2 separate regions of the Homo sapiens genome follow, and region 2 is linked to region 1. Evidence: chromatin contacts called from ENCODE Hi-C or POLR2A ChIA-PET data. All regions are on one chromosome and are shown on one strand. The core of a region is the stretch at or near the end of the contact, and the rest is flanking DNA. Distances in the headings are between cores, read along the strand shown.

The links. A loop is a pair of places that touch in the nucleus more often than their neighbours do. ChIA-PET counts read pairs that join two places held with the same protein, here RNA polymerase II (POLR2A).
Region 2: POLR2A ChIA-PET joins it to region 1 with 11 read pairs in WTC11. The contact joins two enhancer-like sites. A Hi-C loop is called at or near these places in 1 of 168 maps with a recorded cell type or tissue (mesothelial cell of epicardium). POLR2A ChIA-PET finds 5 or more read pairs at or near these places in 3 of 52 experiments (AG04450, K562 and WTC11).

Annotation. Positions count from the first base shown.
Region 1 is chr11:12,860,781-12,864,989 of GRCh38, reverse strand. It overlaps TEAD1 (TEA domain transcription factor 1), which reads right to left. Exons shown (of 13, transcript NM_021961.6): 4 at 2,676-2,740; 5 at 90-152. Among named protein-coding and RNA genes, the nearest start is that of TEAD1-AS1, 60 kb to the left of the region's middle. RefSeq lists a silencer at 1-148. Within about 2 kb of position 1,694, at least 18 of the 41 ENCODE cell types and tissues checked have a DNase peak (open chromatin) inside an H3K27ac peak, as active enhancers do.
Region 2 is chr11:12,913,111-12,917,320 of GRCh38, reverse strand. All of the region lies in intron 10 of TEAD1 (TEA domain transcription factor 1), which reads right to left. Among named protein-coding and RNA genes, the nearest start is that of TEAD1-AS1, 7.7 kb to the left of the region's middle. RefSeq lists enhancers at 1,662-2,525, 2,526-3,390. Within about 2 kb of position 2,525, at least 10 of the 41 ENCODE cell types and tissues checked have a DNase peak (open chromatin) inside an H3K27ac peak, as active enhancers do.

The DNA.
Region 1 (4,209 bases), core at 445-2,944:
ATCCCAGCACCAGGCATTCACCAGTCACCATGGAAAACAGGAAGTGAGATGCATAGCAACCACAAGCCAAAAAGCAGAAAAGCGCATACCTTTAGCTTGGAATGAAAATCACGAGATTTCCTTCTGGCAAGAACCTGAATGTGACTAGACACCTGCAGGGTAGGGGAAGGGAGGAAAACAAAGGAAAAGCCTGTAACCATGGAGATGAAAAGCCCCCTACAAGTGGGCAAGCCAGACGTACCTTAATGGCGGCTTGAATTTCTCGAACTTTCTTTCTTGCTAAGACCTGTATATGACTAGACACCTACATTGTTCGGGTTTATGAGGGGAAACAAAACAAAACAAAACAAAACAAAACAAAACAAAACAAAAAAGGAAATCAAATATAAAATCGCTACTCTTTGGGAGGGTTTTGGGGTGGGGTTGGGGGGTGGTTATTTGCATCTCAACAAAGCTCTGCAGTTAGGAATACACAGTCCCAGCCAGACACAAGCCCCCAGCGCTGCTCTAAGCTTTTCATACTGGGTCATCACTGCAGTGACTTGATTCAGGATGAAAGTTAAGACTCATCTTAGTCTTCCCACCCAAGAGAAATCATGGGCACTGGGAAAAACTAATTTTGGGAGGGATGAGAGGGGCTGTTTTCATTCTAAAATTAAAAAGGTGGGAGTAAAGGTAAATGAAAATATTTATAGCTTCTCAGTATCAGGAGGGAAAATCCCTTTTTCTCAATTTAGAAGAGACTATCCATAAATTAGCACATTCTGCAGAATCAAAAAGCTGAAGCTGTTGGTTGTATTCTGATCTCATTAAGAGCTCTGGATTCTGTAGCAAACGTTAAAATAATACTGACATGTAAATTAGATCTCAAAGAGAAATGGAAAGACCCAGTTAGCAGAGCTATTTTTTTTTTTTTTTGCCCTTATAAAAATCTTTAATCCTTCCACTCTTTTGGGTATTGACTGGGCGCCAAGTGGATTTGCATATTATTACAAAGCGAAATGTGTGAATACAGCCAGCCAGCCATCCTGTTAAAAATCTGGGTTGAAAACCACATGGATTTGCTGAACAACAAATTCACATTGGAGAGGTATCACCAACTGCTGCCTAAAAACATCCCCAGGATGCCGGGGCGTGGAAATGTAGCCGAGCCCAGCTTCTGAAACACAATGATTCCACTGAAATCTGCATCTCTTTCAGTGGGACTTGGTTAAATTTAGAAGAGTCCCTCAGTGAAGGGGTCACCGGGCAAATGACCAGAGCTCACAGACCAGCAGACAGCCCAGGTCCCGCACTGTCAGAATGTAGATGATTAGATCCACTGGTTTCCGAAATGTAGAACTTTCCATTTAAAAGTTCAGCGACTCAGACTGTGTGGTGATTACCCCATTTCCAACTCTCCAGCGGCTCTAAAACAGGATTTATAATAAACGGTCCTTTTATCTTTAACTTTGTCTTTGAGCTTCAATTATTCAATTATTTTTTTTTCCAATTTGCTTTGGTACTTTTCTTAAGTACAGAGAAGCAGAAACTCCCCCATCCTCTTCAGCCCTCCATCTGGCTCCTGCTGTTACTTGTTTTCACCCGAATTTTGTTCTTCTGTGATTCTCTGACTTGACGAGGGCCACTAGCATCCCCCAAACAGACAATGCGCTGCCTCTGCGTGCTGGCAGGAGGCCACCTCTCTTTGTGCTGACTCAGCAGCCAGGCTCCCAGGCTGTGGCACAAGTAGCATTCCTGGGAAAAGCCTCTCCCCGTTATAAACACTCATGAAAACAATTCCTCACTGGGAAGAGAACTGAAATCTGCTGCTCAATCTTAATGAGACCACGGTTTAGTTAGCCTTTTGGTCTGATTACAGTTTTTAAGGTTCATGCTGTATCATTCAGCATAAATCGACATTAAAAAATAATTCTTTTCTGTGAACAACTCACCCATGAGGTTTTTAGGGTTTTTTTTTTCCTCCTTTCTTTTTTTTGTTTTTAGTTAAACACTAATTTCTCATTCGTTCCAGTTCTAAACTGGCTCATGTCAGAGATTTGGGCTGTTTTACATCTGAAAGAACGAGGAAAGGCAGAGCTCTGCCAAAGGGCAGAGAATTCCTGATACTGCTCTGCACAGAGGTATTGAAGTTGTAACTTCATTTCAGTCACAGCAGCTACTGACAAAAAGCCATCGCTTAAAAAGCAACAGTTCCCTGGACGCACATCATTTAGCATTACATTCAGGCCAATACTCAAGGCTGCTGGCGTTACTTTTTCATTGAAATTATGACTAATATATAATCGCTCCAGGATTTTACAATGCACAAAACCTCAAAATTTCATGACCTGCAAGTGCATTTGCACTTGCAGTTTTTGCAGTGTTCACAGGTGCACATTTTGGGAAAGAAATGTCAGCTTTGAAATACAGTACAGGAGCGGTTCATACACCGTCCTTAGCAGTGACATTTTCCCATGTGAGTATAAAAGGAACTTGTAAGACCACATAATAAAGGGTCACTGAAATGATGAACAGTGAAAACTGAGCCAATTTAAAATACCTCCAACACTGACGTCCTTACAGGGAACTCAAATTGGGGGCTCCTAGGAGCCAAAGCATAGCCAGCCACTGCAGCCAAAATGCCTTTTTGGGCCATTCGCTGACATGCACAATTTCCAGGTGGGTTATTTTACCTGTTTTCTGGTCCTCGTCTTGCCTGTCCTGAGTTTGATGTATCTGGCTATCAATTCATTCCTACCTGAAAGAAAGAAGAATTTACCATGAGGTGGGTTACCAAAACACCAAACCAACAAAGCCCTTGAAAGCAAAAAACAAAATTCAGAATCAAGAATTTTAAAATTACAACTATGTGTTTACTAATACTAGAAAAATAAAACAGCACAATTGTCTGCAAAAATGTTTACTAGGAAAAATTAAGATGAAAGGCATTTAAATTTGAACTTAGACCAGCATCTAAGAATAGAAATTTATCCTTTTTTTTAAAAAAAAAAAAAAAAAAAAAAGACAGAGTTTCACTCTTGTTGCCCAGGCTGGAGTGCAATGGCACGATCTTGGCTCATGGCAACCTCTGCCTCCCAGGTTCAAGTGATTCTCCTGCCTCAGCATCCCAAGTAGCTGGGATTACAGGCGTGCGCCATCACGCCCAGCTAATTTTGTATTTTTAGTAGAGACAGGGTTTCTCCATGTTGGTCAGGCTGGTCTCGAACCCCCGACCTCAGGTGATCCACCCGCCTTGGCCTCCTTAAGTGCTGGGATTACAGGCATGAGCCACCGCACCCAGCTGAAATTTATCTTTTTAAGATGTGCCTTTTTGTCTGTTTGTATGCTGTGGGTGGTGGGTCACTCATATAAGCAACAAATACAGACAAGGATTAGTCTGGGACTAAACAAACCCAGTTCTCTTCTAGTCTTTGGTTTTTCATATTCACATTCATATTCACTTTCCTTCTTATTCAAGTTTCTACTCATAGTTTACTCCAGCTAAAATCACAGCCACAAGAGAACGAACGAGCTGCTGTGGCCACGGAAGCCGGACAATGACAAGAAGCTAACAGTACGAAGGCAGACACCCCCTAAAGGTAGTCAGTGAAAAAAATGACTCAATCTCCTCCAAGTTATATAACCTTCTGGGGAAAGAACAATGCCCAAAAGTATAAACAAAAACCTTCTAGCCCTATCCCACCAGGAAACTGAGAAGTCTCAGACAACCTGACTTCAGAAAACCATGATAGGAAAAAATATCCCCAGAAGCTAAGCAGAGAATGTATTACCAAAATACCACGTGAAATAAAAACCACTCATACAAGACATGGGTTCTTCTAAGCAGGTCCTATTTACGACTTCAACTTGCTCTAATACCAGGAACTGAAATTATTTCTACATACTTTCTACAGTAAATGGAAAACCACCATTTCATAGCACTACTGTTGGCTGGCTTTGTATCAGCTCAGCTCTATCCTTGTGAAAAATTCCTTTGGTCAAGAACAAGTCTGAAGCTTGCTGCTGTGGCATTCACTCATGTGCTTCACCAGCCTGAGACCATTGTGCTAGATTCTATTTCTCCTTCAAGGCCTCACTTGGATGTCACTCCCTTGGGGAAGTCTTCTCTAATTGCCCAACTAGGTTTGGTTGCCTTGTTCTACACCCCCATGGTGGCAAAAACTGTACTTCTTCCTAGGATGTACCCAAACTGTAACTGTATTTATA
Region 2 (4,210 bases), core at 1,276-3,775, 52 kb before region 1:
AGAGGGTTCTGTTTCCTTGCCTCTTCCAGCTTCTGAGACCACCCACATTCCTTGTCCCGGAGCCCCTTGCTCCATTTTCAAAGCCAGAAACACCAGCCGAATCCTTCTCACATTGCCAGCTGTCGTCTCTCTGGATGTCTTTTTTTGTCTCCCTCTTCTGCTTTAAGGGACCTTGGGACCATGCTAGGCCCACTTAGATAATCCAAGATATTCTATCTGCTGATTAACAACTTTTAATTCCCCTTTGCCATGTAATGTACCATTATCCACAGATTCCATGGCTACAGAGGAGGCATGTCTGGGGATCCATGATGCTGCCTATTACATCTGTTAAGTTGAAATGAGCTCCTCTGTAACTTCCATCCAGAACTTCGGGTACCACAGACCGAAGAACACTTCTGTAACACAATTCTGCAGTTTTCTCTCCTTTCCTCCTTAACTTCACCATTCCTCTCCTCCTCCTCACCCACATAGTTCTTCAGGTTCTGTTTGCTTCCCAAGATTCAAGTTTTACATTTACTTTTGTTAAACTCTACAAAGTTCAGTCCTCCACTCATCCCATCCAGTCCGACACTGGTCCAGGCGTCTGTGAATGCTGCTTCTCATTTGTCATCTCATCTCAGACACTGGACTGACAGCACAGGCAGCAGAAGTGAGAGATTTGGAATCACTTTTTGGGTCTCGCTTTTCTCATCTTTATCCACAGGGAAGATGATGTGTTTCCAAAGGCCACGGTGGTAATATGAGGAGATAATGCATATAAAATTCACCTGTAATCTATAATGTACTATAAAATTCACAGTCATTAACAATACCTATCATCACTCCTGTTCACTTGTCAATTTGAAATATTGACCACAATAGAGATGAAGACAGAGCCTCAAATCACATCTAGAGACACTGACACCTTTCCTCAACGAGACAAGAGTCTGTAATCAATAAACACGATAAAGACTGTCACCATGGAGCCAGTCTTGGCCCCAACCCACGTTTGTCGGGTGTGTGGCACAGATGCAACACTGGCTTTTTCCAAACAGAAAAATTAGGACTTTTTCTGATTTGTGTTTATGACGGGTCTTACGTATTGAGTATAACAGCTCAAACAGGTATAAATTTCTCAAAAGGCATGATTAGACATGTTATAGAATTCTTTCTGGGACTAAAAAAAAGGCCATCATTAACACGTGTGTTGAGTGAATTAAAGACTTTAGGGTCTATTTGTGGGCAAGTCCTGAAAAACAACAAAAAGTCGAAGCAGAAGCCGGTTTCAATGATGGGCAGAGGAAGCGGACAGCAACAGAAAACAAAAATACACCCCATCAAAAGTTTCCAAATTCTTTCCCAAATCATCCTTCTCTTATACTCATTACTTCCACAACTGAAACAGTTTAGTCCCCAGATAAGAGTCTGGATTCGTTTCTCCTCTATTACCTCTTACTCAGTAAGCCCATTTATTCATGGATCTGTTCTTTTTTCTGAGACAGAGTCTCACTCTGCTGCCCAGGCTGGAGTGCAGTGGCACAATGTTGGCTCACTGCAACCTCGACCTTCTGGGTTCAAGAGATTCTACTGCCTCAGCCTCCCAAGTAGCTGGGATTACAGATGTGCGCCACCACACTAATTTTTGTATTTTTTAGTAGAGATGGGGTTTCACTATGTTGGCCAGGTTGGTCTTGAACTCCTGACATCAAGTGATCCACCTGCCTCGGCCTCCCAAAGTGCTGGGATTATACGCGTGGGCCACCATGCCCAGCCATCCTGGATCTGTTTGGTTTAAATTTCATGTTTTTGCCTTTTGGCAGTAAATATGAAAAATGCAACACTCTCCAAAGACTGACCCTTCCCATTTCAAGGGTAAGGAAGAATGAAGCCTCACCCAAGTATGTGGGATCTGAAGTCCTTGGAGGCGGGTGCTAGGCCAGGGGACAGAGTGGATCATCCCTGCAAAACCTCCGTCCTCTGGAGACCTGGCTGTGGGGGCAGAAGGATCAGGAAGTGAAGGCTACTCCTGCCCAGTGAAGAATGGGAGTGAGCAGCTCACGCGGTGGCAGCATTTGGCGGATGACAACAACTTTGTTACAAGCTTTATTGGGGAAAAGCCTGCTGGAACAAAGGCAAGCAGATAACCTCTAAGGCGCGAGGCAGGGGGACAGCAGGGGCACAGGGTCAGGAGCAGGCTGTGGACCTTCCCTTCCTATCCAGAGGGCTTGGAAGAGCTGGGGAGAATGACCTGGTTGCAAAAATGAAAACATCAAGAGGACTGTCCCCAACCAGAGACAGTCTAATAGGCACTGATGGCTGCAACGAGACGCTGGCATTTTAAAACACTACTTTGAACCTCTCTTCTTCATCCTCTCCGAGCAATGATCAAAGAACCAAGATTTCAAATTGTGAAGCAATTTTTTCCAATGGTAGCATCTGGCTCCTTGGCAGGCGGTGCTGGGAGCTGGGCCCTGTGGCGGGCAGCCGTCCAGGCCTGCCACATGGTAAGGCTCGGCCAGGCAGGGCACGCAGTGCGGCATTGCAGCTGCTCCCACAGGCACCAAAGGACAATCGCTCTGCACTGGGCCTGGGGCTGTGGGGCAACAGTGCCCCTAGAGGCAGCACTGCCATGGGCAGAGAGAAGGGGGAGGTCTGGAGAAAGCTGGCTGCTCTAAAAGGCTCCTCGCCCTCTCATTTGCAGGCAAGTGCCTTCTGGCTAAGACCCTTGAAGCCAGTCCCATTGACATTCAGAGGCTTGGGGTGGGTGGGGAAGCTGGGCCAACCGTGAGACAGCTCCCCAGCAAGGAAGCCAGCATGTAGGGGGAGTGAACGAGCTGCCCTCAGAAAAGAGTCTTTGAGTGTGTTCACTTCGGCCCTTATGCCCTGCCCAACCCAATGATGAGACAGCAGCTGTAGCCTGCCTGCCACAGCTGTTTTAAATAAGAATAATAGGAATAAACTCAGCCGTGGCTCTTCAAGTTACTTCCCGCTAATTATGGCATATATTTACATCTACAAAATAGAAGATTTTTAAAAACACCACCAAGGGCCCCTTTATTGTGCAGATTGGCACCCCTATTTGAATTTCATAAACATTTGGCACTTCAAAGAATCTTAAAAGCTTGCTCTAATTATGCTATGCACTGGTTGAAAGGCTGCCCGTCTGCACTGCAAATTCCTACAAATACCAGCATTTAGTTTTTCAAAAATTCAATTAATATCACCCACACAACTTCAGGTGACCACTAGTGGCAACTTCACATAGTGGCTAGGATGAAAGAGTCAGGTCTCAGCTCCAACTACAAAGCAGCTACACGGGCCAGTTCTTTCCAATAGAGGCAAGTAATGAATTCTGGGTGCCCAGCTGAGCTGGCCCCAAACCTTTCTCATTCATCAGGTGTGTGAACACTGGCCCAGACACCACCTTTCCCAGGAAACAGGACCTTTTTATGGTTTCAAGGTTTTGTGCATGAAAAGTTTTTCATAGAACAACAATAACAACCCCAAGCCAATGATACGTAAGTGAACTAACAAGTGCAGAGCTGCCAGATAAAACGGGGAACCCAGTTAACTCACATCTCAAATGAACAGCAAATACTTTTTCAGTACATATGAACATATATACCAAATACTGTATAGGACATGTACACCAAAAAAGTATTCACTGTTTATTTGAAATGCAAATTTAACTGGGCAACCTGATAAATCTGACAACTCTACTTATCAAGAAACCTTTACCACAGAGAATAAAAACTGAGACTTACCCTCAAATTCTCATTGCTGTAAAAGGCATCATATGTCCAAGACACTTTAGGTAGGGAAAATGAAGTTGCAGGAAACACTTGGAGCATAATCCCTTTTTAGTAAAAACAAGTGATGTATATGTATACGTATAATGGTTGTAGATACATACGTATAAGTCTAAAAGGATACATTCCAAATTTTGGGATCTGGCTGACCACAGGCATGTATGTGTGCAAGGAGGATCTCACTTTTTATTCTATATTCTTTTCAACTGCTCAAACTATTCATAACAAACCTGCATCACTTTTTTAATTTAAAAAGTAAATTAACATGGGGTGGACTGGGGGGTAGGAGGTACCGTGGATCTTTACCTGCACATGGAGAGGGGGTCTCTCACACCACCAAGGGCCTAGGTTCAGTTTTAAGCAACTGACTGAGATCCCTGAAGTGTCCAGTTAATCCAACTACGCCTTGCAAAACTGGG